Linked DNA regions of Homo sapiens: regions 2 and 3 are each linked to region 1. The links are chromatin loops, found by intact Hi-C in ENCODE. Cell type or tissue: gastrocnemius medialis. All regions are shown on one strand. Each heading gives the region's core, and the rest is flanking DNA. Links, peaks and the distances in the headings are about the cores only.

Evidence for each region. Peaks named below come from ENCODE experiments on the same cell type or tissue, not always from the same donor. Only the 100,000 strongest peaks of a DNase experiment are listed, where the experiment ranks them.
Region 2: it touches region 1 in a loop (4-fold over the local background); 11 of 110 quality-filtered maps call a loop at or near these places.
Region 3: it touches region 1 in a loop (8-fold over the local background); 20 of 110 quality-filtered maps call a loop at or near these places.

The regions. Positions count from the first base shown.
Region 1 is chr2:178,800,895-178,811,724 of GRCh38, forward strand. TTN (titin) reads right to left here and starts at 6,529. Exons shown (of 363, transcript NM_001267550.2): 1 at 6,318-6,529; 2 at 3,658-3,761; 3 at 1,244-1,447. The coding sequence starts at 3,748. In gastrocnemius medialis, for the core only: a CTCF peak has its summit at 4,031; DNase peaks (open chromatin) are centred at 4,237, 5,837, 6,567, 6,887 and 2 weaker places; H3K4me3 peaks cover 6,664 bases; H3K27ac peaks cover 8,000 bases.
Region 2 is chr2:178,885,327-178,896,156 of GRCh38, forward strand. CCDC141 (coiled-coil domain containing 141) reads right to left here. Exons shown (of 24, transcript NM_173648.4): 9 at 3,201-3,342; 10 at 1,426-1,545. All of the region lies in intron 1 of LOC105373766 (a long non-coding RNA gene), which reads left to right. Among named protein-coding and RNA genes, the nearest start is that of TTN, 83 kb to the left of the region's middle. In gastrocnemius medialis, for the core only: a CTCF peak has its summit at 6,282 (motif pointing right); a DNase peak (open chromatin) is centred at 6,195; H3K4me3 peaks cover 677 bases; H3K27ac peaks cover 6,924 bases.
Region 3 is chr2:178,856,069-178,866,898 of GRCh38, forward strand. CCDC141 (coiled-coil domain containing 141) reads right to left here. Exons shown (of 24, transcript NM_173648.4): 17 at 9,699-9,848; 18 at 189-329. Among named protein-coding and RNA genes, the nearest start is that of TTN, 54 kb to the left of the region's middle. In gastrocnemius medialis, for the core only: a CTCF peak has its summit at 4,735; DNase peaks (open chromatin) are centred at 3,373, 4,673, 7,883, 9,273 and 1 weaker place; H3K4me3 peaks cover 3,297 bases; H3K27ac peaks cover 8,000 bases.

The sequences.
Region 1 (10,830 bases), core at 1,641-9,640:
TTTGCTTTGTTTTGCTGAGCAGTTTAGGCCACCACCTTTTGTTTCTTTGTTTTAAATAAAAGCTCTAGATTTTGTTATAACATTTCTTGAGAATCTTTCTGGTACTTCCCCCTCTACCTCACATCTAGCGCTCTATTAATATGTGAAAGCCATGTTGCATATTCCAGTAAGTTGCATTAAAATGAATTCCAGTGGTTGCTACGATGGGTGTACCTGTTACTTAAAGAATCATTACATTTTTAATTTAATTTTTAAAATTCTAAACCTTCTCCAACTTGATAGGTATTCAAATAACCCAAATATTTACTTGCATTTAAAACGTTAATCCCAATAATAACATTACTTCATTTTAATTGTGTTACAGAAAGGGGATTTTTTTGGTTATGTTGAAGGAAATTTTTTATAAGTGTGAGGAGTGAGTGGAATTAACTTTGACATGATTTTGAGTAATAAACAACAGCAGGTGCTGCCAACCCTGTGCATTTTCCATTTGTGAATTTTCTGGGTGCATGCTAAAGTTCTACCTGATGTTACTTGATGTGGTTTCTGCTTAGGTCAATTATAGCCCTATAATTGAACATCATTGAAGGTAAAGTTTATTGGATAAGCATATGTAACTTTACGTAGCTCATGTAAGATATTGTTATAAAACATGTAAAGGCATGCAATATTCTGTATACTAATGTCTCACTAGGTAGTAAAGGATAGAGAAAAACAACAGAGGCCACTAAGATTGGTGATAAGTTTTCTGGGGAAACAGTGTCATGCATTTGAATAATAAACAAGCATTTATTTTCTTCTGGGTATGTTTACATGCCTCTTAAATGGGTGGTCTGTAGACTACCGGCATCAGAATTATCTGGATGCTTGTTAAAGTGTGAATTCCTGGAGATTCACACTTCCCTGGAGAATATGTCTTATTCCTTAAAGGACTTATAAACAAGGCTCCAAGCTTTTCTACTTGCTGAGAAACATGATTTTTAATATTTCCTTAACATACTTTTGAGTGTTTAATATGTGTATTGAGAAACTGATTCTCAGTCACTTTTACGATGTACTCTAGAGGAAAATTAAATTCCAAAAGGCAAACAACTTGGTTATAAATAATTCAGCCTCCAGTAGACCCTTCTGTAGTTTAAGAGCTGCATCTACCTCTGCCCATAGCTTTTTCTGGACTCCTTTCCCAATTTGCTGGAGATGTCCTCTGGGGGAGCAGAGGATTGGCAGGTCCCCAGCAGCCTACCTTTCACGAGAAGCTCAGCAGTACTAGTCGCTTGTCCAGATCCATTGGTGGCTTTCAGGGAATATCGTCCACTGTTGGCTTTAGTCACGGCGGGGATCGTCAGTTTAGCGCGGCCATCGCTAAAGGAGATCTGCACGCCGGGCAGAGTGGAAGTGGAAATCACCTGGCCATCCCTAAACCAGCTCACCTCAGGAACTGGAAAACCTGAAGAGCAAGAACAATTCACCTTTATGTTTGAATGGGCACCACAAAGTCCTCTGCTCTGTCCCATCATGTTCACTGCCTTGTCCGAATCTGTAAAAGCTTTCCAGCATGGAATGCCACTTAATGATAGGGAAAACCCTACAGTTGCATGATCAGTGTGTAAACCTGCAGACCATTAGGAAGGCAGGAAGGGAGGAAACTGAGACCAAAAGAGGCCTAATGATTTTTCCAAGGTCCTTCAGCTAGCAGTGACACAGAGGGGACTAGAATTTCCATCTCCTGCCTGCCTGCCTAGGGCTCTATCTGATGCAATTTAATAGACAACATTAAAATCATGAAAGGGACTTATAAAAATGAAGAACCAAGGAAAATTTGAAATAAAGAGTGATTGTTGTCCTCTTTGAGAGCAAGTGAAGAACAAAAGCAGCAAACTGATCTCCAGTTTCTGCCTGACAAGCCCAGGAGGCATGCCCTCCTCCCTCCTCTGTGGTTACAGGGACACTGTCTTCTTGGACTCTTCTGCTTTCACAAGTGCAATCAGTAAAAACATTGTAACATGGACAAGCAATTTCTCATAAGAGACTAATCCAAACCTAGTCTTCCAGAACAACATGGATCATTGGAATTGCAGGTAGAAAGCCAAATTCTCTTTATCTGCCATAAATTGTAGAGCCAAGAACTACATGTCCATGGTTTGATGTTTTAAATATATTAAAACTCTGTACATTGAGAATGTACGAGGCACATTCAGGGCATGATTTATTTCACACTTGGCATAAAGGTTGATGCTCTATCTACTTACGCTGGTAGGTAAAGATAATCTAGAGAAAGTCTATTTTGTTGTTTATACATTAGCCCATCTCCCACTATGGCCAATTAAATAGTTTATTGGACTGATTTATGGGTATTGGATATTTTCAGTAGTGTCTTTGTAATAATTTATTTGCATATAGTTTGAAGGAACAAGAAGATATGAAGTAGCCAGATTCCACTACTTCTCAAGGAGGCAAATTCCCACTGAAGTCATATGTGTTCTGCTCAGTTCAGAAGTTACTGAGTGTTACCAGATAAATAGGTAAATTATTTGGAAGTCGGTAAGACTTATTTTCTATTGTACATATATAGACCAATGAAAAGGGAATTTCATTGGTCTATATATGTACAATAGAAAATAAGCAATGATTATATGATATTTGTACAATGTAAAAGAAAGTATTATCCAGTTATGAATAAGATTGGTGCATATAATAGAAAAAAAGAGAAAAAAAGAAATTTTATTTTATATCTTTATTATAAGCCATAAAATTTTAAAAAAGAAGTGGGCAATGAACCATGGAAGTGCACTAAATTAAGAATTAAGCATGATTTTTTTTAATCCGTATCCATCTTACATGGCTCGTTACAATACTACAGAAAGAGAAAATATTGATTAATTTTAAAATTATTTACAATATAGTTCATACACTACTCTCCATTTTTTCATAAGATGATACCATGCATTTTTTTGAACCATCCATAAACTGAGTTATGAGGAAGAAAAAGAAGGCAAAAAAGAGATGAACTTCCTTTCAGATAAAATTCTAGGGTTAGTGTTTGCTTCCTTTTAAATAGAGACACCCGAGAAGCATATTATTTTCTGTCATTTCAAAACGATTGGAAAGTCTTTTAATTCATTAGAATCACTCAATAAAGATTGAAAATAAAATAATAAAATAATGAGGAGTTGGTTAATTACTGAACAGCTCTGCCTCTGAGGAAAATTAGATGCACTGTTATTTTGCGTGTGAACCAACTGAAGTTCAGGTGTCCAGAGCAGGCAGCCCAGACTGCCTACCCCATGGCTCTGTGGCTGGCTTCTATTGGGCTTGAGTTCTTGGCTTCCAGTCTGGCTCTGCAGCTGAGCCCAAATATAGAATGACTAAATTTGGTCCTATTTAGTTGCTGGATTCTAACGGCAATTTTAATCCAACACTAATTATTTTTGCTTTGTGGAATAATAAATATGAATAAAACATTTCAAGCCATTATATTGTCAGATTTTGTCAGTACTCTGTGAATGGTATACCCTTAAAATGACCTTTCCATAGTGTTGGACTAATTTTCCGAAGTGAAAGCAGGGCTTAAACTTGGCGTCAAGTCCTGCAGCAACGTTAACTTACTGGAGAGGAGGCAAAGGAAAAAAAAACAAAAGTGTGAATGTGTGAGCTTACCACTAATGTGAGCCTCAAAGGTTGCGGTACTACCCTCCAGTACCACAACGCTTTGTAACGGCTGCGTAAACGTCGGTGCTTGAGTTGTCATCTTTCTAGGCACTCTGAAAAAGAAGAGAAAATAAATTAGGGTGTCCCAGCTAAGGGTCACTCTGGAGCTGCTTTGCAGATAGCAGAGACACACGTTTCTCCAAATGGATTGCTCCATAGGTCATCTGTGGGCCTAGAGTGATGGGCAGGTCTTCTCTTTTGTGGCTTGAACAGTTTTGCATAGTTCATCATTGAGTTGACTTAAAGCCTAACCCAAAGTAGCAAGTGTAAGGGGAAATGGAAAAAAGTATTAGCCAAACAGAACAAGGAATGAACCCTAGTGGTCAAAGAGGGAATATACAGTCTTACCAATGGTGGAAAACCAGGTTCAGAGTTGAAGAAGAAAACCACAGCAATGCAGGGTTAGTGAAGTGTAATTAGAGAGACAAGACATGTGATAAATGTAAAATAAACCTCTGGGCCTGGCGTGGTGGCTCATGCTGGTAATCCCAGCACTTTAGGAGGCCGAGGCGGGAGGATTACTTGAGGTCAGGAGTTTGAGACCAGTTTGGCTAACATGGTGAAACCCCTGTCTCTACTACAAATACAAAAATTAGCCAGGCGTGGTGGCCCATGTCTGTAGTCCCAGCTACTTGGGAGGCTGAGGCATGAGAATTGCTTAAACCCAGGAGGTGGAGGTTGCAGTGAGCAAAGATGGTGCCACCACACTCCAGCCTGGGTGACAGAATGAGACTCTGTCTCAAAAAAAAAAAAAAAAAAAAATTAAAATAAATAAACCTCTGCATCAGCTTAGTAAGTGAAAATTATTTTAAAAATTTTCCTTCTCCCCAATATTTTTCGTTCACTCTATATTTATAAAGTTGACATTGATTCAGACATTATCTGATTACTTAAAATAGTTGCCAGAAGTAAAAATCTGAACTTTGTAATCTCTTTCCTGACTGGAGAAGCTTTGGCAAGCCTTATCAAATATGCAAGCTTTTTGTAGACGGCATACGGTGCTTTCTATTTCTTAACATTTCTTCATACTGTAACTGTGCAGTAAATGTTGTTACTGCTGAAGTAAATATTCAGAAAAATTTAAATTTTAGTGAACAGGCCAAAGTTTATTATAGTTCTGAAAGAAAAATGCTGGCTTGAGTTCTTAATATGGAACAATTTGCAAACTTTGAATAATGGAAGGCTGGTGTAAAATGTAGATGAAGTGAAAAGGCCTATGCTTTCATAAAGTAAAATATTCAACATCAAAGAAACGAATATAAAATTTGCAGTTAAGTCATTTTGTTAAGTGCAAGAAAGTACTTTGCCTATCAGTTTCAGAGACATTATGTGAAGAATTTTCTGATGCATAAATACCTAATTATTCAACATGACTATTCTGTTCTGAAATAGAACATTTCTGAATTGTCAATCACTTCATTACTATTTTTCATTAAATTCTTTGTTTACTAAAACTTCATGGAGCAATAATCTTCTTAGTGATAATTCTGTTCCTTACTGTAACCTTCTACTTAGTTAAAAAAATGAAACCAGCATTCTCTGAGACAATAAAATTTATATTTGGAAAAATCAGATAATATCCAAAAGCTTTCATAAATTTTTTTTGTCAGAAACTCCTTTTTGTAGCATATTATCTTTGGGATGAACAACTTTCTGTGTCTAACTTTGTCTGTTTATAAGTTAGTATATCTAAAAATAGCTGTCCTCTTAGACATAGAATACCTAATTATATATCTATGTATTTACAGGCATTGACAATTAGTAATCAAATTCTAGGAAGATGAGAAATCAAAGTGTATTTAGAAGTAAGAAACCTTTCCTTTAAACATTATTTCTTACCCTTCTTAGTGTCAACATTTATCTCAAAATATATAATTGGACTGTGTGCTGAGTTAAAATGCATGAAGAGATTCTGAATATTTTAGAAAACAATTATATCATTTTATTCCAAATCTCCAACTATGTTGCAATTAACCAGCTTAAATTGATCTTACATTCCTATTGTCTAGGTAAATTTTATTGCCTTAGCACTTGCTCTTCACAGGCCTTTGTCTAACTGGGGCTGAAGGTATGCGTCTAAAATGTCATGCTCTTAAAATAAACTCTCCTAAACTCTCCAAGGTTGACTGACAGCAGGCAAGTGTTCTGTCACTGTCCTGCAACTGATACCTCAGCAGTTGATTCCCTTAAAAAGTCATCAGGGTGTAGCTGATACCACATGCATTTTATCAGAGCTATTCTTGGTGTGCTTAACTTTATCATTGAGTAATATAACCTTGAACATTCTCAACAGGCAAAGAGAGTCTAGAAAAGAAGTAAACATTTCTCTCAACATTTCAGACCTCAACTTTTAGAATATTAAGTGAACTTAAACAATTTGAATCATGGAATCATTTAGCTGATATAATAAAGCTTTCAACTTTTTAAGGAAAAATGTTCAGACATTTTAAAATAGAATTTAACAAGCAGATTTAAATAATGGGTCAGCACTGGCAAGAAATAGTCATACAAACACTTGTACATAGGCATTTAGCACACACAAATAATCCAGAGCCAGAGATCAATAAGAAAGTGACTCTACTATTAAAATAAGAAAAGTTGCTGCTCACCTGATTTCTCAAGAGTGCCTAAAAAGGGTGGGACTAAGCCCAAGGTTGCTTCTGAAACGACGTCCTATGGAGAGTTGGTTTTTCTGACCATCTCCGACATGAATCGGTGAGCCTCTAATCCTAAAAACAAAACTACACAGTCAAGACTGTGTAGTTTTGCTTTTCTATGCAATCCCTACACCCGAGGCGAGGCTGGGAATGCACGACTGCTCAAGAGCCAGGGTCTGGCCTGCCCTTATATTCACCAGATCTGCTGACAGCCCCACATCCTTAGGCAGGGCCCTGGGTGATTGGCTGTCTTAGGAAAGCATGATGGGAGAGGACCTATTTGGTAGTGTCACATACCACCTGTTCTTCTGATTGACAGTGCTAAATTTAGTACCTCAAAGGAGACTTCACCAAGGAAATAGAACTGTATTTAAAGAATAACTGTGTTGAGGCTCAGAGAAGAGCATTGGTTGCTGATGTTAAAATCCGAAAATGCAGGTTTAAAGAGGTGTGACAGTAGATAGCACTTGTGGGCAGTCATACAAAAGAGCCCCAAACCTGAGGACTGTGCCCTGAGTCAGGCCCCAGTCCTGTTCCCTTCCCCCATAAAACAAACCAAATGGACCTGTCAATCATGACAGCAGATGAGGAAATTTATCTCAAGCATAAGGCTTCATGTTCTCTGAAGAATCAGTTGCTATAAACCTTAACGTTGAAGAGAGCTCATTTGTACTACCTACATTCTCCAGAATCCACTTGTATTTCGGGGACAGTTACACTGATGTTAATGAGCTTATTGCTTATACAACCCTGCAAGATATAATGTTGAAAGGCAAAATTGGAACTCTGCTTAGGTTAGTCTGTACAGTACAATGATTTCACCTTTGTCAGATTTCATTTTTGTCTGGCATTAATATTTACAAATATGTGTGTACTGCTCCTTAGTAAGTAGCCAGGTCTTATGCTTAAATCATCCATAAGGTTCCTTTTCCAGACACATGAATGCTGTTCTGCTAATCTCTGGAGTTTGCTGTTACTAATGGGAAGTGGATAGGAGGTGATATAGTTGCTATTTTAGGACTGAATTTAATTTCAAGCAAGAGATATTTCAAATAAAAAAGAGCACACCAAAAGATCTTTATAATGACTCAGCTGAGAGATTTGTGAAACTCTACTTAGAGGGAGGAAAATTGTCTTGTTGATAATGGAAAGAGACTTTTATCAATAAAAGAGACTAAAATTTTTAATTTAAGTTAAATTTCTTTATGTCTGTAATAAAAATATTCCCTGTTATGGAAGAATTTGGCCATGCATTAAACTTTTCAATTTCTTGAGTATTTCATATCTTGTATTTATTTATATAGTGATTAATATGTTAATGTTTAACAGTTTAAATTTACTGACAACTAATGTAGTATAGTTATGTTAACAAGATGACGCCATGTACTTATTTAAACATTTTTCTCCTTTACTTAAGTGGTGGTATCTGTATTGGTGGCACCATTTCCACCCCCATAGATGGCATCTGCTATAATTCTATTTGATTGCTTTATTCAGAAACAACTGGTTTCATATTATATACTTTGAAAATTATTCCCACTGAGAGATTTGTGTTACAAAGAATCTGCCAGTCATAAGGCAAAGAAACACTAGAAATGTATGATCTTTCTGTTTTGGAGTGTTCACCAATTGGCTATCTATTTAAGATACGTTTGTGCATATTTGTGTGTGGGTATGTAGTGTGCGTGTGTGTATTTTTAGACTCATTTGACCTAATGTGAAGCACATTAATGTTACGTTATGTTTGTTGGAACTAAAGTCAAATCATTTTAATTCTTACGGGAACTAGAGGGAAGAAGTGACTATAATCTGGAAGCCTGCGTCATCTTGACATGATGCAATTCAGGTAACTCAAGAGCCAAGAAGATGGACCATATGTTATAAACATAAAGTCAAGTGTCTGTCCTCTTAAGCTGATTGTCTAGTCACTGTTCTTAGACTTTTCTAGACCCTGCCTGCCAGCCTACATCTTTCTCCCGAGCTGGATGCTTCCTGCCCTCGAACATCGGACTCCAAGTTCTTCAGTTTTGGGGCTTGGACTGTCTCTCCTTGCTCCTCAGCTTGCAGACAGCATATTGTGGGACCTTGTGATTGTGTGAATTAATACTTAACAAACTTCCCTTTATATAAATATATATATGTATGTATATATTCTTCCCTATATACATATTAGTTCTGTCCCTCTAGAGAACCCTAATACACCTTGCAATATTGTCAAGATCCTTGCCTTTAGGCCTTTATATGTTTATGTGACATTCAGAATTAAGAAAAGAAAAAAATGAATGAACAAAAGAAAAAAGAAGAAAGAAAAGGAAAGAAGGGACCAGTTAGTAAATAACTAATATGCTGCTCTGAAAAAGAGTTCTTATTATTGGAATAGTAATGGACAGTATATGATATCATGGTATGCATTAGTTTTAAAATTAAATATGCCATCGTTAGAATTAGTAAACTAGTCTTGTGGAAACCAAATACTAGGCAGATTTGGGGAGTTTGCTGATGGAGTAAGATCTCAATTTACCACCCTAACAGTGGGGAGGAGCCACACAGATAATCCCAAACAGCTGATAATTCAAATGTAATGCCTACTTAATTTGGAATGCATGGCATGATTCTCTCTTTAAGCACAATATTCAATGAAATTCAATAAATATTTATTAAACATATAGTCAGTGCTGAGCACTGGGATAAATTATTACGATTTTGGATTCTGTCATTATTTATTGATTTGACAAATATCTACTGAGTGGTGACTTTGTGCTGGGCATTGTGCTAGTGATGGCTAGGCAGAGCTGACCAAGAAAAGACAGTTAGAATTATTGTGCTCTTAGAGATCATGGTCTACATCAACTCTTAGTGAATGCTCATTAATCTGTGACTGAGACCAAGTCTAGGATATATGTAAAACTCAGGCAGTAACTCCAACTACATAGTCAGACTTTGTTTACCTTATATAGGACCATTTACAAAGGAAGGACTTACTGGGAGTTATTCGAGAAATGGGTACAGTTTTGAAGGCCAATGCAAGGATACTAGAAGAGAGTAAAACTAATGTATCTTATGACTGATTAAATTTTTTTGTGTGTTCTTTTATTGTATTAAACACAGTTTAGGCACAGAGATCATAGCAATGCACACAACACACAAAAATACCTGCCCTCTAAGAGTTTACATTTTTGTTAACACAGTAATATTAAGTGATATAATATCTGTAATTTCCTTTCCACTCATAAAATATATCAAAGCTGAAATATAGGCTCATCATGGAGCTATTTTTAAACAAGGAAATAGAAAAGCAAATTCAAGAAGTGCACAGGGAAAAGCGTGCTGACAAAAACAATTTATTCTAATGGAAGACAGTCGTGTTCTTTGAGTTATAGAGGCGGAAAAAGCTACACTGGGAATGTGGGAGGCAAGAAATTGTTGCTTACAATTTAAAAGACTTATTGTCCCATTTTTTTCTACATCCAGTTATAATTTCTTTAGAAGCAAGATCAAATTAGGTTTCCACAACTATTTACAAGTGTACGAATAGTCACAGATGCATTTAACACCACATCGAATACAAAAAGATTATTTCAGACACGTAAGATATTTTTACCAAAGTAAGAAAGATAAAAAAATTAAAGTCTTGAATGTCTCAGTAGCACTGCTGTTAGGGGCACTTGGAATTTCTCTCCTATTCTACCTGGGTTTAGGCAACTCACTTGAATCTCTGTCTCAGATTTGTCAGTTGCAAATTGGAGATTATTATCTCGACTTCAAAGAGTTATTAGGAATATTAAATGACAGAATGAACGTGACAGTGTCCAGGACCATGAGAATCTGACACATGGTAGGCATTTTGTTTGTTTGCTGCTGCCAGGCATGACACTAAGAAAATAATTTCTGTGCTTGGTAGTATTGATTTGCTCAATTATCTCTGACTACCTGATAAAATATACAAGATAGTATTTTCTAAGAAATCTTTGAGAAGTCCAAAAGTGAGCTCATGGAATAAAGCACATGTCACGTCCTTCCCTGAAGGCCCTCAGAAGGTGACATGACACTTATATGTGGATTAAAGCAAAGCCCAAGAAATACTGGAATCTTAAAAAAGAAATAAGTTGGACTTCTGAAGGCCTGTGGCAGGAATCTATAAACCTGATTAGATCTAACCACCAGCAAATGCTCATTGGAGGTGATACTGCTGTCAAATATCAAGCTTTACACATGCTGAAGGGAGGCAACCAGGCTCATTTTTTCCAGTAACCACTGCAGACACGGCACCTGGGGACAGGGATTAAGGGCTCTTTCAGGGCCAAAAACATGTTTGGGAGCTGAAAAATAAGTTTTGCTTTGAAATACAAAAAGAAATCTGCAACAATGAAAATAATGGATATTTATCAAATACCTACAAAAGAAGATATGTCAACTAGTCAACTGCACTTGAGATTGGTATATTTCAATGCGTCTGACAAGCTCA
Region 2 (10,830 bases), core at 1,543-9,542, 84 kb after region 1:
CTATTTTCTGTGTCACAAATAAAAGAAAGGTTGTTTGGTATGAAAGGTTAGAAATGTTTTAAATAATTTAAATGAAATAATTATACATGAGATAGCTATTTGAAATTTAACAATACCTCCAGCAAATTCCTAAACTAATTTTATTATATGAGATGGCAAATTTATAAAACTTATTTATTAGTTTTTAATTTACAAAAAGATGACCTATCAATAGTGCAGTCTTATTTAAATCTCTATCTAGAAGGGCCAGTGGGGAAAATATTACATATCAGGCCTAAATAACCTAAAAAATCAGTGACTTTGACTTGCTCAGGGATGTTCTCCTATGTTTTCTTCTGAGTGTAATTTCTGTTATGTGAACTCCAACCACTGATTAAATGGATGAATAGAAATTGTGGGCATGACGATTATGCATGTCATAGAAAGAGCCATGTAAAATTTCATTGAGACCAACCTAAAAACCAAGCAAAATGAAAGAAAAAGCTCTGCAGCAATGAGAGATTGCTTCCCTACTTGTGATTAATATGCTTCCCAAGTACTACATTGAATGAAGGTAACTTTAATTTAGAGGCCCTGCTTCATGATAGCACTCTGGGAAGGAAGGAAGCGGGGAATTTCTTCCCTTGTAATCTCCTCCCCAGTTCTAAAATGTTTACAATTAAAAAATGAAATGGAGTTCAGACATAAGTTCTAAGTATTCTAAATAATAAATAAAAAATACCCAATTTAACAAAAAAATGGGTGTGTTTGTGAGTTTCCGGTGGGGACATAGTCCATGAAGGAGGCTCTTCTGCTGAGAACTGGAGTCACAGGCCTCTTCCTGCTGACCTGGGAGAACCAGGGGAGGGCACTTGACTCATGTTCCTTAAACTTTGCTGGAGCAGACAGAAACTTCAGGGCAGGTTTGGAGCCAAGTGCCAAGTGAAAGGGGTAGGAGGGAGCTGGAGAAGGTGCTGTGGTGGGGGTGGGGCACTTTCTGTCTCTGAATGTTAGGTAAGCAAACAAGGTTGTTTTTATTTATATCCTTGGAATCTTGCAATAACGCACGTTGCTTCTGGTCATTTTTTGGTAACTTGCTCTTGCAAAAAAAATTGCCAATAGTCAGAGAAGCACTGTCCCTGCCTCCTCTGCCACCCCCAAAATGAGGCTTTTTTTGAGAAACTGCCCAGGCAAGAAAAGGGAACCAAATGAGTGTTTAATACCCAGCCGTAATGCTGACTTTCAGTGAACACAACTGCCCTAATAAATGCACATATAAATATAATTTAGACACATAAGAATATGAGTTTTTAAGTCATTATGTGCTACATATGAATTTAGAATTGTAAACCTCAAGTGAGCTAGGATTAAGTTTATAGCTATCAAATATTTTTAAAATTATCTTTACAAAATTATAGCCATAATAATCATTCTCATTTTATTTACCTTAGCTTGGATATCTAGTTCCAGATATTTATTCAAAATCTTCTCTGATTCAGAACGGGTAGAACCAACATCCATTGCATTAGAAAGTACTGGACTGATTTTCTGAATTGACATTTCCACCTTTAGGAGTGAATAATATATGGCAGTCTTAGTAATATATTTTTGCATATATGTACGCACATGTGTCAGGAAGATAAATATTATTTTATAGATTCTCATTATACTTGAAATGTATTTTATCAGTATTAATCTAATATAGTTTTAAATATTCAGAATTTCATGTTTTAATAACGCTGCTCTTCATAGGAGGTAATACTTGTGGTCTACCAACAAATGTTTTATGTTGAAAGATATTTCTTTTATTAACAGCTATTAGATATAAGCAATCATCCACATCCTCTAAGAACTTATCTATATTACCTATGAAGGATAATGCACTTGCTAACACATCAACAGAGATGAATTTATCTGTGAGTTGAATAGGACCCAATTTACAGGCACGTTTTAAAGGCAAGATCCAGAGCATGAGCATTGCAGTATTTTGGGAAGAGGGACTCTGGGGGAGCACCAAACCCTGGACGTGTTATAGTAAAACACAGGGACATACTTAGGACATTTAATTGATGAGCTTGGAGGACTATGATTTGATCCTCAGTGGACATGAGTCATTGACTAAAATGACCCTTGAAGGGTTCTGTTCCATTCAAGTTACATGCTTTGTCCCCTCGCTCTAACTCTAGTCCATACTCCCCAGACTCAAATTGGCTCCAAATTGGCAATAGGACAAGCAGCAACAGCTGAGGTCCTACTGTTCCACTGCCACCAAATTAGCTTGGGTCTCAAGCTCCAGGCAATGCAGCACCACAGCTGCCACCATATTTGGAAACTCCCTAAACCCAGGCACCAGAACAAGGATAAAATCCCCAAGTTTCTGGATTAATAACAGGTGAGGAAGCAATTTAAATACAGACATTGATATTTAATGCCTTCTCCAGTGAAGTCTACTAATTCTATTCATGTAAGTTCAGGCATATAAGTCCACCGTATCAAACGAAAACATCATTGAAAATTTGAGACCAAGCCTCTGCAGCAAGATTCATTAGCATCAATGCCACTGAGATATTACTAGTTTTTACTAAAGATAAATAATTTTTTTATTTAGTCAAATTGTAGCTCCTTAGTCTTATTCCCCTTTGGAAACAGGAAGTAAAATTCTTCCATACCAAGCCATCATGTTCACTCTGCAGAGAGGATTTTCACATGTATGTTTATATGCAGAATGACTGTGTTGCCTTGCACTGGTCTAGTTCAATAAAATATAATAATGGCAATTTATTCCTTGAAAAACCTAAAACTCATAATATTTGGGATCTGTCTATGTATCAATCTATCTACCTGTCTACAGTCCTGGTGTTGTATGGTACCATGGTAACAGAAACTTGTGCATATTTGAACCATGCTCAGAACCATGCAAATGAAAGATCCACTCTATTCCCATCTGTACTTGGTTCAGTTAACACAGTACTGTGCAAAGCGGGAACTGCCTTTGTGTGTATACCTTCAGGCCAGAGGCGCAGACAGGCCACCTGGGTCAGGGATGGTTGATGAACAACAGTGAATTACAACTCTGTTTAGTTCAATTAAAGGACCCAATGTGGTACATAAGGGCAGCCTAAGGAGACATGCCCCTGTCCTCCCGCCATGCCCACATACTGCCCTACCATATCATCTATTATCACCAACTTAGATATTTAAGTTTTAGTTTACGAAACTACCTTCCGTAGGTAACCCTCCACTGAGGCTGTTAGTTGTTGTTTCTTAAGAGCATATTCCTTGTGCGCTGAACACTGTTCGGTCAGATGATCCACTCGTCTCTTAATGCACCCCATCATCTCATGGATGCCGGACACCTGAGAGCTGAACAGAGCAAGCCAGCTGTTAATTCACTCCACCCCAATATAGAACACAGAATATTTGAAAACAGATCTGCTCTCATGTTAGGTAGGCGTTGGTAAAAGGCATCAGCTTTAGGATAACAGAAGTTAAGTAGCTATCATCTCGGCATAGCAGGAAGCAAAAATTATATTCTTTTGTTTTGTCTGTCAGTCCTGAGGGAAAAGATGAGTTATGGGTTTTTGCAACAAGGTCTAATCTTCTTTTCTAAAGGCTTACTTTTTAATATTTCTGTAGGATATTTTGAAAACCTTATGGCAAAGCCACAGTATGTTTACCACGACTTTTCCTTAGGATGTTATTTAAAAACTTCATTTATCTAAAGATGCTCTTTGAATAGAAATGTGGATCAGCCAATTAACAAAGCATTTACTAATCTAATAGGGTAAAATATTTACATAACACTAAGGTCCTTGTTCTCAATGATTATGAATGCTCAAGGCTGTATTCATTACATGAAAACCAAGTTATCACCAACAATTAGAAATCAAATATACTTGTTGATAAAAAAAAAAAGAAGCCATGCCTCACATTATCATTTTTTCGCCTGTGTTGGCCTCATGAGACAAAGAAAAGTGACGTGAGAGCTCCTACAATGAAAATGCCTCTAAAACAATGCATGAACTTTGAGATGGACCCTAGCTCTAGTCCAAAGATATCTTAACAAGTTTCCTCATATTGTTGATGGAATGAACACTTAAATTTTCCAACCTATCCTTAAGACTATTTAAGAAGTTGATGTCTTTCATTTCCCCTCAGTCATTTCCTTCACATACTGTATTAATAAAGATGAACATGATAACCCTTAAATTTAATTACCCAGAGTTTAAAAAGAGCTCAGAACAAGGTACAGGTTTCAGTCATTTTACCTCAAAATAATTAATTTATGACTCTGTAAAAATGAATTTAATTAGTAATGAAATGAGGGCAAGATCCTAAATGACCGAGAGGTAAAGTAACCTCACTGGAGTGATGACGATGCCACTATAGAGCTGGAAAACACTGAGGTGTGTCCTGTGGACCACAGAAGTCCCAGGTAAGTTTAATTGGAGGAAAATATGAAACCACTATGAGTAATCTTATTCCTGGCACATAATGTTTCACAGATGTTACATTTTAAACATTTAATTTTGCATTTTAATACGTAGAGACAGTGAAGAATATAATCAAGACATCAGGAGATTCTTCACATTTATCATTAAGAAATAGTTCTTAACAACACTAAATTCCATAATTCTACAAAAGCAGTGTATTGGTAATATGAATTGTATTTTGACTAGGCTTTAGACTTTGAAATATTATATGCTCAAAAGGCATTTAAAAGCCCAGCTTTCCTATATACTGTAGGCTCCAAGTTTTCTGCAGAATATGGAAACCTGGAATGAGAAAAATAAATTGAATAAAGGGCATTGTGGAAAGAAGGTACAGAGAACAAAGGTTGTGAAAGGAAATGGGCAAACACGTAGAGAAGAAACATAGCTGAAAATGGCAGAAAATGCCATTATTGAATAAAAGGAATTTGGAAATGATTAATACAATTCAGAAAGAAAAGCCAAGATAAAAGGTGCCCACTCCCACCTCTGAGTTGCCCTGTGTGGTCTCACCCCAAATGCCCTCAGTGTCTATTCCAGTTAGGGGCTATTTTACCAACTAAACTTAGAATACAGGCCTCCCTGACCCCAAGAAGCTGTAGCTTGGAGGGGAGTCCAAATTTTGAAAGTTTCCCTAGGGGAAACTAGATCTCAGTAACCAGCTCCAGCCAAGCCTCTTGATTCCTGTTCACATTACTCTTTTTTATTCCCTGGCCTTCTCCAAAGAATAAGACTGTTAGCCAGCTTCTTGCAGTTATCTATAAGTCCTAGCCATGATGTCTCAGGTACCAGAAGTACCAGAACTCAGACCCACTCTCTGACTCTGACCTGAACTTGCTCTAGCATCCCCTCCTGCTCCCAAATTTCCCACTTGAATCCCTACTTTGTCTTAATTATGTTGCTCTAATTCAACACTGACACTGAGCCCAGCCTCCTCTTTGGCCATTTGAATACAAAATGAACTCTCTTTCTAAAATGGCATCACTCAATTGTACAGTGTCATGGGAAATATAGATTATAGATGCACACTTCTTATAAATTTGCATATAGTCATAATAGCTACTATTTAATACATTCTCGCAACAGACATGCCACTTTGTTAAGTGCATTAGATGCATTATTTGATAGAATCCTTAAAATAACTTTGTGAAGTGTCAGAAAAGTAGCAATAACTTCAATTTTTAGCCAATGAAACTGAGCCTTCACAGGTGACATAACTTGCCCTAGAGACACACAGCTAATATAAGCAGCAAAGACTTGATTTAATTTCAAGTCTCTTTGCTACCTGAATAGACTTATATACTTAATAATTTTATTAAATTCATGATTAGTTATACATGTTACCTTCAGGAAATTTAAGGAAAAACAGATTACATTGGTTTAGTTTGTACCATAAAATTCCATAACGACAACTAATAAAAACAGTTATTGAGCTCTTACTGTGATAAGGCACCATTCTTAAAAAGTAGTCTGTTTTCTAATCTTCATAACAACCCTGTGAGCTGAGTAGGATTGTTATCCCCATTTCGCAGATAAGTAGACTGAGGAACAGAGACAGTCTCAGTAACTGGCCCAGTTCTGAAATGGCTGACATCTGATCTCAGAGGTCACACTCTGCCACCTCATAGTGCTTTTTCTGGGTCTATGACACATGATGTGGGGTAGGGAGTATTTTCTCCTCTAAAATTTCACTTTGCCTTGAGTTGAGTGTTCTCGGCTGTCATAGAAACAGGGATGGCCTGGCTGACAGGCTCCTTTGAAACTGGCTGGCTTTTCTAAGTAATGCAATGCCTGCTGTAGTTTTCAAAGTGGCCACTAGAGGGTCATGGTAGCTTGCTCAAATTACTACGTTTCTTGAAGGTCCCTCCAGCACAAAAAATAGGTAAACAAAACCAAACCAAGCATTCCTTCCATAAAACTGTTGCTTTTTAGCAACCTGCAATTTTAATTTAGGTGAATTACAACCAATCATATAGGATCTCTCTCTCTCTCTCTCTCTCTCTGTTTTTCAGTAACCTTGGAGATTCTGTCTCATTTTGTGGTGATTTATGCCTTATTATGTGTATCTATTGTGTTGTAAATTCTTTGAGGGAAATAAATGGTGTCCTATTTATTCTTATATCCCTTGTAGCCCTGAACACATAGCCTTATAAGTAGTAGAATATCAATGCCCATTTTCAAATCAAATAAAATAGTCTCTGGTCATTATTTAAGGGAAGAAAACACAAAAAGATTGAGAAGAACATATGCGCAGTTACCATATTTGAAATGTCGTAGTAACAGTGTCCAGTAGTTTTAAACAATGATGACTTGCACTTTTGGCCACTTGTAGAAGTTTTAGGCTATCCAAAGACTGCCCAATTTCTTCTTTGGTATGCTTTAGCATTTATAGTTACGTTAAACCAAATTTATCATGTGTAGTTTGGCTCAATACTTCCTTCTATTTAAAGCCTTAGAGGGACAGACTGAACTGCCTTGTCATTCTGTGCACCATTGCCCGTCCTGTGTGTACTCCACTCTCACATGTGGCTTAGATCCTTTTCTCGGGAAGAGAAGTTTTCATTCATCTTGGTTACTCTAGCCAGTTCCCATTTCCCTCTCTCTATGCCCTTATAACTAGGTCATCTCTGTCTGATTGGGCAGTAACCAGTTCCTTTTCTCTCATTCCCAATTAGAATATATCCATCACATTCCCAGTCCTAGGGCTTTTTCTATTCCTTCTTAGTGACACCCTAATCTGCGGGTTACATTCAGCCCTGATTCCATCCTTTTCCATTAGAAACTTTATACGATGATACCGGACTTTCCTTTTGAAAGTTCTGAAACATTTTAAAACCTGCATAGCATGCATATTAACAATTTCCTCAGCACCTGAACGGCAGGTGGTCTGATCAAAAGAAAGGTATGACCCCACTCTTTGCCAGCAATTCTTACATGAACTGAAAATAAATTGATAGAATCTCATCAGTCTCCCAGAAATGAGTCCTATTACTTTACAGTCCTATTAAATTAATGATGAGACAAGAACTGACGGTGGGTAACAGACACTTGGTTGAACCAAAAACGTGGTGGCCTGTCATTTTGTTCTGATTTGGAAGTAACACTGCTCATGTGCAGCCTGATTGGGTGGGAGAGGGGCTAACAATGGGCTTAGACTTCTAGCTCTAACAGTCTGTGGCTTTGTGATTTGCACTGGAAATATTGATTGACCTTTGGGCTGTCTCTGTAAGAATGGATTAGAGGATGCCTGTCTGTAGTGTGAACATGCGGTAGATCAGATTATTCCTGAGGTTGACTTTGACTTTTCCAAGCATCACAGACTGTGAAAGCTTCTTCAGGCATTTGTTAGAAACTCCAAATGAGAACATTCTCTCCCTTATTCATTGAGCCAATAGAGGGAAGTGGAGGGGGAAGAAAAATAATTGCTTTTTTTTTTTTTCTCAAAGAGCACAGACGTATTGACTTCTGGTTCAAGAATAGACTGCTCTATTTACTGTATGGAAGCAGTTGCCCTATCTTTGCATTTGTTGTAAATTGGGGCTGGAGGAGGGAAGCAAATTCCAATGTTAATGTGTTCTAATGATTATTTCTGAAGAATGGCAAGTTGCTTTCAAACCTTTCATAAATTACTATTGTCAGCCCATCTGGATTAGGAGCTGAACCAGATGGTAAGCACTTGACAGCTTACTCTGTCTCATTGGGAGGGATCAGCTGACCATATTTTTCTTTTTGTCTATGGACAAATTATACTTTAAAGATGGAAAAAAATCTTCCTTATCTTTAGCTTGCTGCTTCTTTTAATGGGAACCCGAAGAGTGTCTTTTTATGTTTATGGTTGTCTTTATTTTTGAGGAAACAACTGCTGCTCTCTAGTTTTCATCCCTACTTTGAAAAAGTGCCATTTATACTGTAGAAGTGAAATGCATATGTTTCTACAATAAATTTGATTCTTATTTAAGCTATATACTTTGAAAATTTCTCCCACCAAACATTTCTCTCTCTCTCACACACACACACACACACACACGCACACACACACACACACACACACACAATGTTTTATGTATAGATAACAAAGTAGAAACAGAAAGCAGTAAGTGTGGCTGAAGCTACAGGGCACCTGGGTTCTTGTTCAGATGCATGTAGAGATGGCTAGAAGTTCCATTTCTATGAGGCCATAGAGACCAACATATATGTCCTATGTGAAGGGTACCATTGCTAGGATTCTTCCTGAAATCAGTAGCAGAGCTGAAATTCTCTGCCCTCATTAGGGGAGGCTGAAAATGCTGCAGCCAACAGCTATGAGGGCCATGGAATTAAACATGGCAGAGCCATCAGGAACCACCTCAAGCCCTCTTCTGGTTTCCTGACTGCATCTTCAAGAGCCACAATATCTCCACAGACGCTTGTGTGACCCTGATCAAATAACAGAAGTACATTTTGATGCTGGACTGAAGGTCCTATGAGTCCAGGTGGTCACTGCAAAGCTGCTAAGGAGGAAAGAGCAAAGAGAGAAGCAAGCAAGCAAAAGAAAGTCAAAGAAAAAAACCCTCCCACTCCAAATGAGAGTGCAATCCAAAATCTCAAAACACATGAAGAAAAGCAAATCCAAGATATGTTCAACAACCAAGAGATAAATGTACTCTAGCTGTAAAGAAAATAAGTACAGCAATCTGACAATGACTTTAAAGTAAATGCCTGAGATCATCAGAGAGATTAAAAAAACCCAACACCCACAATAAAAGACCAAGAAACTTTGAAACAAAAAGTCAGAAATAAAACAAAATTAGACACACAAAAAAATTAGAAATCACAGAAATGAAAACAATATATTTTCTAAAATAAGAAATCAATGAATGAAAACAAAGGGAAAAAGGAAAAAAGAGAAAATACCCTGAGGACCCATGGAGAGTGCAACACAGAGAGTTAAAATAGTGAAAAAATACCAAAGACAGGTAAGAGACTGCAAAGAGACCAAGAGGCTCCAACATTCTTCTAATAGAAGGTATAGAAGAGAAAAAAAAGGTAATAGCAGAAAAGTAATATTTAAAAAGATACTTGCTGAAATTTTCTCATAATTTGCGACATAATACTGAGATTAAAAGGGCACAGCAAGAGCTAAACAGATAAATGCACACATTTGAGATTATTTGGAAAACATAAAAATATCTTTTAATGTATTTCCTTCCAAAAAGACTTTCTTTTTGGTAGTCCCCTGGCCCTCCTCACCTACTCTACCCCACATTAGTATTATGCCTTATAGAGAAATTGGGTCCCACTTGTACCTGCTTACCGTTATATTGTGAGGATACTCTGTCTTAAAATATTCTTCAAAAAACTATTTGATATGGACTTAGAATATTCCATTATGTGCTTTCCCTTAAACTATTCAAACATTTCCCTAGTTTCTGGAAATATTTAGCTGGTTTTCGGGTTTGCACTATTATAAATAGCACTGTGATGAGCATCTTATTCATAAATATGTCCCCTCACATCTCTTCCTGTCTCTTTTCTTTGTCCTCTTCTCCCTAAACCCTGTAATATGAGAGGAGTCCTCAATCACCCAGGGCAGGGATTTCTGCCTCTTTAGTCAGCCTTCCTCTGGAGGTTCTGTAGGTCCAGATCTTTTTACTCTGGGATCTTTGCTACTTCACATCATCAGCATTATAAATGAATACATTCATATTGCCGTGATAAAGATACTTTATGAGAACCTAGTGTAGTTAATCCTGGATTTAATGGGAAGTGTGAGCTTTTGGTACTTTCCACACTAAGAGTTTTAGAATGATAAAATCCTTAACGGTGTTAACAAGCCAGGATTGCAGTTATGACATTTACCCAGCCTCTAAAAAGAACAGCTTAATATAGACATGAAAATATTTGGAAAGTGGCTGGGTTGACTGTCATAAGAACTCAACTTTGTAATTTCCTAAATTTCACTATCTGACATTTACCATCTAAATGCATCATCAAAGTCTTTTAAAAGCAGTTATTTTTAAGTTCTTAAATGCTTAGTACAGTTCATATAAAATGCAGGCATAGACAAATCTACTAGGCAAAGGAAATGTGTTTGTCTTGTTGGAGAATGGAGATTGTTTTTGTTTGTTAAGATCTTTGTAAATATTTTCACTGTGTTAAGGGCTTTCCTTCAATGTCATGCCAGCCCCTTAACATAAGGTAAAAAAGAGGTTTCTTGGGTGGTTTCAGCCCTGAGTTGATATCATGGTCTGAATGAGGACATGATACTGTCACAAATGAAATAACTAAAGAATGATTCAGCCCAGCCCAGAATGAAAAGTGGAGCCATGAGATAGACGTGACAAACAAAAAGGAATTCAAGAAACTATTATGTGGCAGGTAT
Region 3 (10,830 bases), core at 1,373-9,372, 55 kb after region 1:
AATCAATTTATTATGTATTTTTACATGAAGGATAAAATTGTTATAAAAATAGAAAAATACCCTTTGAGTCCCAATGCTACAAAAAGCCAGAGTTAGGTATCTAGATTTGAAATTCAAAACAATTTTGCAATAATTGTGTAGTACATGCATACACATGCGCACATATACAAACCATACTTTCTTGTTACCTGCATTTTTTCAGCATACATATCAACTTGCTGAATTTGATATTTAAGCGCCTTCAGATTCCGAGATTTTTCATTTTTCTTAGTGTAATTAAACTTCAAATTATTGAATTTCTTTTTGATATCTTTGAATGAGTCTTTGAGCTGTAGTTCAATAAAAAGAAATAGGTGGTTTCCTTAAAATGAGAAAACAAAGTCACTTGCAATAAATCAAAGCATCTGAACACTTCAAAATACTCATAATCTTAAAAAGGTATTTAGGGTAATTTTCCCTCCCTCCCTCCCTCTCTCTTTCTTTCTTTCACTCTTTCTCTTTCTCTCTTTCTTTCTTCTCTCTCTCCCTTTCTTTTTTTGAGACAGGGTCTCACTTTGTCACTCAGGCTGGAGTGCATTGGCACGATCTTGACTCACTGCAACCTCTGCCTCCTGGGTTCAAGCAATTCTCATGTCTCTCCTAAGTAGCTAGGACTGCAGATGTGTGCCACCATGCCTGGCTAATTTTTGTATTTTTAGTGGAGACAGGTTTTCACCATGTTGGCCAGACTGGTCTCGAACTCCTGGCCTCAAGTGATCCACCTACCTTGGCCTCCCAAAGTGCTGGGATTACAGGCTTGAGCCACCGCGCCTGGCCTCAGAGTGATTTTCATTATAAAACAAATCTGCCAAGTGGACATACCAAGTGAATTTAAATATATCTTCCAAATATAAGTAATTATAAAATGTTAATACTTTTCGATTTGTAATTTTTAATTAGGATTATAGCTATAGAATATTCCTTTGTCCCTCAAGTAAGAAAATTTCTCACATATCATACATAAATTTTAACAACTCTAGTTTTCTTATTTGAATTTATTTGATATCTTTTTTCCCATTCATTCTGTTTTCGATACACTAATATTTGCCCCAGATCTCTCTATCTTTTAATACTCTCTCACAGCCATCATGTATACATTTATTAAGGCTCCAAAAAGCTATCCATGTTGAAGAGGTCAAAGAAGCGTTGACATTTAGACCAGCCAGGACATTGGTGGGGTGGAAGAGAAGACCCAATATGAGATTTAGTAGAAAAATAACTATATCTGCCCAGTTAAAAATTATTTTTCGTGAGCAGTTCTGAAAAGAGTTTTACCCCTTAGATATAGACCATTAACTTCAGAGATCCTTCAAAAACAATAAAAGTAAAGTGAGAGTTGTTGCTAATGACGGCTATGCTAACTTGTGTATAAATAAAGCATATAGCTATACATAGGGGATAGATTTTGACAGTCTTAACAACAGTTCAACTTTACCAGTGCACCAAATTTCTAAGCAGTGCAGTTCCATTAAATGCACCACTTTCTGTCCCTTCTCTATATTTAAGAAGGATAAGCATATCGACAGGCAACTCTCTCTTTGTATTATCACCAAAGAGAAGTACAGAGAAAAAAACACCTTCTCAGATTATATGGAGGCATTTAACAGCAAGAGTGAACAATGTCATGGTTGATAAATTTGAGCTAAGATAAGAGAAGTCAGAAAAGCATTAAAATTCTTTTCAATGATAGCAAACAAATTATTTGGGAGGGAATAAAGACTGTGCATGTGCTAGATTATAGAATTGTAATGCAGAAAAATATACTTGCCCTACAAAATGCATGCTTTCTCAAAATGCTTATTTCAAATTCTGCAGACTGTGAAAATAAAGCCTTTATCTTATCTGTAACACATCTTAGAGACATCAACTTTAAAGCCCTAGTGGAATTGCGAACGGAAATTATTATACTGATAGAATTTTTGCATCTGATACACATATACTTAATCAGTGTTGTTTAGTTTATATGGTAAATAAAGTTGTTGAACATTACTTTAAGTTACAAACTAAACCAAGCATAGAGACCGCATGAACCACTTTAACTGATAAATAAATCAGTAATGTTCAGAAAAAGTGAAAAGCTTCAGAATTTGAACATTATTTCTCTATTAGAAACTCAGGGGAATATTTAAAAGATCATATTCAGTTGATATATTTGTGAAATAACTAGTAAGTATTTACATTCTACGGCACTCAATGTTTTAATGTGCGTATGTTTGGTTTTAACAGGAAAGGATAAATAATGTCAATTTTATAAGATTGAGATATAAAGGCGTTATATCCTTAGTAATTTACATAAAATTTTGGCAGGAGTTTTTGCAACTACATATATAATAAGTACATCTGAGGAAACCAGACATTATTGTTTTAAAAAACATCTCAATAATGAGTTACTATTTAATGAGTGCAGAGTTTCTGTTTAGGTTGATAAAAAAGTTCTGCAGATGGATGGTAGTGATGGGTTCACAACAATGTGAATGTACTTAATACCACTAAACTATACACTTAAAACAGTTAAGCTGGTAAATTTCATGCTATGTGCATTTTACCACAATTAAAAATAAAGGGAAAAAATGCCCTGTCACTAACACTTATCCATTGGAAAATAAACTTATATATTCTTCTACTTATATATAAGAATATATAAAATATAGTCATATATTTTTCTCTACTGAAATGTGACATATATCAGAAAACCTTAGTCTAGAGAAAGGAAGAGGGGCTCTGTCATTAACCTGATAACCATTGGATTACATCTGCTTTAAATGGGAAAGTTCAATGTCTATTTGAAACCTATATGATAGAGAAAGGCTGAGATTTAATACTTTAATTCTCAACCATGAGATTTTAAATCTACTTTGGATTAAGAAATTTAAGACTGATAAATGATGAGTGTGATTTGATTTCTGTTTGCTTCAGAACGTGTGCACTTCCACTGAAGATGATTTATAAGGTCAAAGAATGTTCATGACACTATGAGTATGTGAAATGGGATCAAGTTCTTTCTGACACATGAGCTCCCTTGACAAAGTTGCTGGCACTTTTCTCTTTTGGTTTCACTGGAAATCCATTTTAAAACTAAATCTCTGTGCCTTTTTCAACTCAAATTCAGGACTACTGCAGATACAAGTGGAAGGCAGTATGCATGAAACTACCTTCAGCGATTGAAAAATCTTGCCATTCTTAATTTTCTTACCTGCACTTTCCAATATGAAAACTTAACTTCCCATCTAATCCCCACATAACTTGTGGTCATATTTTTAAAGGAACTGAGTGCCATAGTCGCTGGGCTGTGGTATCACTGTTCACACAGCTGTTTCTAACTTTAGTCAACTTGTCAACAATGGGGAATGGCGGGATGGGGCTGAGACAACTGCTCAAGTTGAGCACATAAGTGGAGAAAAACACCCCAAGCTTGGGGTGAGAAAAAGTTTACCCTGTTAGAAATCTTGAAATGGTGTTATAATTCATATTAAAGTTCCTCAAAGTCTTCAGAAAATTAGGGAAAATATATTTTTAATGAATAATTTTATTTTCCCATCTTTTCACATGTTCAGCTCTTCTATATTTACCATAGAATAAACAGACTGAGTTAACATAGCTATAATTAGAAATAAGTTATTAAGATTTAAAAACTATAGCTATTTTGAAATTAGCAGAATGAGCATCTTTGCCAAATTTTCCAGCATGCCGTAAGCCCCTTCTCAGGGTTAGGAATAAACAAAGCTTCTTTGGAAAGAAGCAGAAGGGAAAGAGGCTGATGCCAAGTGAGGCTGGCTTGCTATTGTTAGTCTTGACGAAGCTGGTTGAGCCAGCTTTGGCATAAGAATGTATTATTTATAAGTTTGCTGCTGTCAAGGCCAATTTGTGTGAGGGACATGGGATATTTAAAACAGAAATGCATTTAATGCATTTAAAAAGAAAGCCTTTCCTTAGAACTATGGCACATGTTTGGCCAGAAGCAAAAATATAAAATGACTGGTCAATCTCCACAATGTCCACTTCATGAATGTCATTTCTTGCCTGTCATTTTATTCACTCCAGAAAAAAAGCTTTTTGATGCTCATATTCAGTAACAGAAAGCTGTGATGTTATCACCTCCCAGGGATGCTTCATTCAAAATCAAGAGACCCAAAAGTTCAAAATTTAACCCAAATCATTTGCTACAATTATCAATTATCACTTAGGGAGGCTGAGGCGGGTGGATCACCAGAGGTCAGGAGTTCAAGACCAGCCTGGCCAACATGGTGAAACCCCACCTCTACTAAAAATACAAAAATCAGCTGGGCATGGTGGTGCATGCCTGTAATCACAGCTACTCAGGAGGCTGAGGCAGGAGAATTGCTTGAACCCGGGAGGCAGATGTTGCAGTGAGCCAAGATTGCACCATTGCACTCCAGCCAGGGCAACAGAGCGAGACTCAAAAAAAAAAACAACACTTTTTTTTTTTTTTTTTTTTTTTTTTTTTGGTAGAGGCAGGGTCTCACCATCTTGCCCAGGCTGGACTTGAACTCCTGGGCTCCAGCAATCCTCCTACCTTGGCATCCCAATTGTAGAATATTCAGACTTAGTACCAGAGAGATTTCAGGACAAGACTTTTTGGCCTCCTTCCATTTGGCAACCACTCCCTTGTCTTCTTGTGCTTGAGGCCAGCCGCTAGCGGCTGAAAGTGGGATAACTTGGGAAGACGTGACAATTGCTCTGTCTTAAATTGTAGGTAGCAACAGGCATCAGTAATACATATTTTATCCATTTTGCATGTTTTGTGTCTTCATAATATGTTAAGTTTTGTTTTCTGAACATGATAACCATAATTTTAAACTTCAGCTCTGTTTATTGTTCAGGAAGTTTCCACAGTCATTTTGCAGATGTTAAACACCAAAATGTTAACATTTTAACCTTATGGAATGGATGCTTTTAGAGCAAATTGTAATCTTTCTTATCCTCTTACACATACCATCCAGATGGACCCAGGATGGGGCCCACTAGAGGAATGGCTGTGACTGTGAAGTCCCATGGGTTTTAATGCTATCTAGACTCGAAGTTTCCTGAGGATGTTTGTGCTTTTTTTTTTTTCTTTTCAATAGAGTCTCACTCTCTTGTCCAGGCTAGAGTGCAGTGACGTGATCACAGCTCACTGTAGCCTCAAACTCATGGGCACATGGGATCCCCCTGCCTCAGCATCTCAAGTAATTGAGACTACAGGCACACATCACCATGCTCGGCTAATTTTTAAAAATTTTTTGTAGGGCCGGGCACAGTGGCTCACGCCTGTAATCCCAGCACTTAGGGAGGCTGAGGCAGGTGGGTCACCAGAGGTCAGGAGTTCAAGACCAGCCTGGCCAACATGGTGAAACCCCATCCCCACTAAAAATACGAAAATTAGCTGGGCATGGTGGTGCATGCCTGTAATCACAACTACTCGGGAGGCTGAGGCAGGAAAATTGCTTGAACCCAGGAGGCAGAGGTTGCAGTCAGCCAAGATCGTACCATTGCACTCCAGCCTGGGCGACAGAGTGAGACTCAGTCTCAAAAAAAAAAAAAAAAAAGTTTTTTTTGTAGAGGCAGGGTCTCACCATCTTGCCTAGGCTGGACTGGAACTCCTGGGCTCCAGCAATCCTCCTACCTTGGCATCCCAAAGTGCAGGAAACACAGGTGTGAGCCACTGCTATTTGTATTCTTATGGCTTGGTACACAGAAGCCACATTAACACATTCGTTGAGTGAATATAATGGAGTCCTTTTTAAAGAAAATAATGAATTCAGGTTATAAATCTTGAAAAATAATTATTGTCTGCACTATACCATTGTGCTGCCCTGTTGGGTGTTTTGCCGTCTGTGCAAACTCTTTCTCTGCTTCCTTTCCTGCCAGTGGGTAGCAGTCCATGGTCATTTTGTCAGTGGCAAAGCACTATACAATGTCAGACGGTTTTAATTTTATTGCGTATGTGTCTATAGCAACACTATTCCTCTATTCTAATTTACTGCTACTAATCGACTTGTATCCCTGTAACTCATTTGACTGATTTATTCGAATTGAAAAAAGAATTTGTGCCATTAGAACATGTGACCGATACATGGAACATATATACTAAGTCCTTTTCTGCATAATTCCTGATGGGTAAGATGTTGCTACAGTGGAAAATTTCAGGGTAAGGTAAATAATTATCTGGAAGTTCTATGTGGAAAACTTGAGAACACGGATACCAACCCGATTCTGTCATTACTATTCTTTTCAGCAAAGTAATTGTGATCTGTAATATGAGCCTCGAGTTACAAATTTCCATTAACATCATGTAAATGTAAAGGTACTGTTTTTGGTCAGGTTCAAAGAAGAAAGCATGCTTGATATTTACTTATTACATTTCTAAATGTGGATGTGTAAAGAATGATGTTTCTGTGTCATGTAATATGGCAGAGAATATGTCTACTGTGCTTTGTGTATGAACAACTTATTTATATAGTCAGGCAAGAAAAAATATGAATTATATTCAACATTCAAGCATACAAATGTATCTTTGTGTGAAATGGGTAGGAAAAAGCACAAAGTCTGGCAGTCTGAAGATTATTTTTCTAGTAGGTAGACATGAAGAAAATAAGGTTCTACAATTTCCTATGTCTTCATATGAAATTGGAAAAAAATGGTTTTTTCTCAAAGATAAAGCACAAACTATCATTCGTTGTCTCTAAGGCACATCACATTACATTTTTAAAAATTACATTTAGAACACTTTATTTTGCCTTGAGGTATTGAGTTCTTTTCTAAGGGCTTTCAGTGAAGTTAAGACCATGTAAGTTAGCTACAGCACAGTCAAGAAAGAAATTTTTTTGAAATAACCAAATGAACTGTACTATTATATCAGATCATACAAACATCTTAGATATACCAGAAAATAGGGATAGAAGAGGAAAGCATAAAAAAAAGAAGATATTTAACATCAGACCATGCAGTGGTTGAATGGCACTGAAATATTATGTAAATGGTGAATTCTGAGTTTAACAAATCATAAGCATGTTGGTGCCCAACAAATGAGTCTGTGGCCTGAAGTTGATCCCCTGGAACACCCTGAGCTGAAACTCTGTTGTCCTGTAGCATATTCATAACATGAAAGTCATATGCTCCTCAGTTTTCCCATCTGAAAAATGAACATACTGAACTGGACATTCTCAAAAATCCATTGCAAGTCAGAGTCTGTGAACTTTCTAACAGTACTTTAAGCACATTGAAAGTGAAACTGTGTTTAAAAATCAACTTTAAACATAAATGCTATACTTGGTTTAGTCCTCTGGCATGTTATCTAATTTTAATTGTTTATGCAGAAAAAAATCAGTATAACGTATCATATTTAATTTTACGTAAGTTTTAAGCAGCTATACCCAAAGACTAATAATGATAACAACGATAATAATGTCTAGATAGCAAATATTATTACCACTGTGGAAACTGCCATCTGTTTGGGCTCTGCTGTTCACAATATAAACTGGAACACACATATTTTTATTTTCCTAAGGGACACGGAAAATATTCCTTCTGATTATTTTCCCTTAGGCCTGTGGTGGGAAAGTCCAGGGTGTGCACACGCACTACATGTCCACAAAAAAGGAGAAGTGACAAAGACTCAAAGTTCTCAGAGGTCATTTAAATGTGAAATTGTAAGTTACATGAAAGATTAACTGGATCAGTAGTGGAAGCAAATGGGAAGAATATCTCTCTTAAAATGTAAGAGCATGCTAAAGTGATACCTGATTCCTAAATCAAACCCGCATGTATCTGGCTGCTCATTCCTGACACGGTACAGACAATCCTGGGGCGTACCTACTATTGACAGGAAGGGAAATTTGTCATCCCGGCCGGCTGGCTCCAAACACAGTCTCATCATGAGGCAGTCCCTATAAATAGAATTCCTGCTGGAAGGGCCTGAACAGGGAGACCCAGCTTCATAAATGTCACAGCTCTACAGGGAGCTAGAAACGGAGCCAGAGGGGGCTGGGAAAACCCCTCAGCCTGCTCCACTTGCGCTTTAGCAAATGTAGAGCCCAACCATCACTGCAAAGAGGGAGGATTTTGGCAAGACAAAGGTTTACAAATAGAAGTAGAGGAGGAGGAAGAGAAGGAGGGAAAACGGGAAGAAAGGGGGAGGGGAGGAAAGAAGAGAGAAAGAGGAATAAAGAAGATCACTTTAAGGAAAGACTGTAAAGGAATAGCTTCCATAACCATGAATCCACATTTTGTAGCCTTGGGGAGACCAACGTGCTCTGACGGTTTTCCTTAACAAGATGTGATTGACGTGTAAGCAGCAGCATAGGAACCGGAAGTGGCCATTCTATCAAGTAGAGGGCAAATTACACTACCGGTTCAACCCCGAAGAGTCGACGCCTCTCTAGCCAAAAGTAACTCCCTGGAACACAAATTATGAGCTGAAACTCTACAGTCCTGTAGCACACCGCTGAAATGAACATCATTATCAGATGTCAGTTCCTGCTTCCCTCCTGTTTAACAGAATCCAAGTAGCCACTCTTGCTCTCTTCCCCTCTGGTTTTCCTTCCAGCCATGGTCCATCCTGCACCTGCCTGTGGTCTGTAAATGTGTGGCCTACAGGAACGGCCACTTCAGAGCCAGGCCACCATTAAAGTTGAGTTATTTATACTTATTTCTGTGCTTTAATGTTGTTGGATAATATTTGATACTTGCTGGGTCTAGTTGATGTAAACTGGGCATAAACAGAAAGTGAAGAAAGTTTACTGCCTCCTTTTCCACCACCTTCTTTCCCAATGGACTTATGGCTTAATGGGCTCAGAAACATTTTGCTCTAAATGGAGATAAATCTAGAATTATGTGTACCCTTGTGTTCTGCTATCACTTCCCAGTCAAGAATGAGAACCATTGCTATCCCAATCTGTGAGTTGTTTTCTCCCAGAACAAGTAAGCCTTTCAATGGAAAGCTTAGCTAGGAGCAGGTGGTGGTTGTGATTTAGTGAATATCTAGGTGTTGTGGATTTGTTACAGTTGAGGGGGAGGAGATAGAATTAAGCATGTGGAGGTGCATGGATGTAGAAGATCACTTTGATCTGTTATTTCTTTTTTCTTGAAGAGTTGTTTTGCCAGAAAAGCCAGTCAGTTTGAATAAATATGAAACCAGCCACTTGACCTCAGTGCTAATACTTCGTAGCCTCCAAAGCAAAGTGTCTGCTCCCTGGCCCCTGGCACCATTGATTCACCATGAGTCAATGACCCTTAAATAGAATTTCAGCAGGCTGGAGTTGGCTGCAACGAACTGGTCAATGTCACCCCTTCCTCTGGGTCCTGAAAAAGCTGTATCCACTGAAGCAAATGACTGCTATACAGGTTTGAGGGAGAAGGGGGAAGCAAAAAACAAATAAACAAAAGCAACCAAAAAAACTGTACTACTGAATTATAGGTTTTTCTATGCATTGACATCATACTGACTTCAACAAATTTGAGAGCTTGAAGTTTACTCAAACTTCCAGATCCCTGAGGTCACTGCTCAGTGGATTAAAAGAAATAAGTGAGAAGAAAGTCTCCTGATTCATTGTGTGTTTGCATGTGTGTGGGAGTGTGCACAAATGTGGACATTTAGACACATGCTTTAGGTTCAAACAGCTTTTTGGCAATGTGCCAGTTCTCACCCCTCCCACACCCACCTCATTTATCTCGTCTCTCATGGCGCAGTACTCCACACTACGGGACAGGGTCCGTCCATACTCCTCAGCTTTGGCACGCCACTTCATGCTGTCCTCCTCAAGGAGCTCCAGCTGCTGCTGTAGGTTCTTTGCAGAAACATTAGAGCAGTGCTAAAAGAGACAAATGGTGGTAACAGAGAGAAAGGACGAAACAGCAATAAGACGAGTAGGCTATTTACCTGAATTATGAAACTCATAAATGACACTTTTTAAAAAAAGAAATAGGTTCCTGATTTATTTTACCTTAAACATATTTGAACATAATTATTTCAGAAAGAAGCCAGTCACCCAACATTATGGAAAAGACATTTCCCAGCTCAAATCTCTAGTGTTGAAGATTCGCTCATCACACCCAACTCCTCAGAGACGCCATTCATTATAGGGTATAATTTTTACTTCAAAAGGCATAAAATATGCATTAGAAACATTTGATTTCTGCACTATAATTTTCCTGTCAACTTGAGCCTAACCTCAGGTTCATTATGCAAGTGCTCCAATCTCAGCTCAGCACAGTGGGGCTGCCAGGGCCAAGGCCAGAAGAGGATTGGAGAACAATTTACATTATTTGCACAAAGTGAGACTTCTTGCTTTCTTTTTCTTTTAAAAATAAATGTACTAATAAAATAAACTCTTTAAAAAGAAAGCTCTTTCCTGGCAAAAAACCAATTCCATTAACAACAACAGATAATTTGTATTTCTATATCTTTCAGTTTAAAAAATACATATTTTAGATTCACTGCATTTCATATAGTTTAGTGGATATCTTACATGTATTTTAAAATAAAATGGGCCATTATGATTTTATTAATGTTATACCTATTGTTAGAGTAAACATAATCTTTTCTCCCCTCAAGTTAGAAATCTGGAAAAGGATTTTTTTGTTTTGTTTTGTTGTTGTTGTTGTTTCTGTTTTTTTGTTTTGTTTTGTTTTTTTGAGATGGAGTCTTATTTACTCTGTCGCCCAGGCTGGAGTGCAATGGCTGGATCTCAACTCACTGCAACCTCCGCCTCCTGGGTTCAAGCGATTCTTCTGCCTCAGCCTCCCAAGTAATTGGGATTACAGGCACGTAATACCACGCCTGGCTAATTGTTG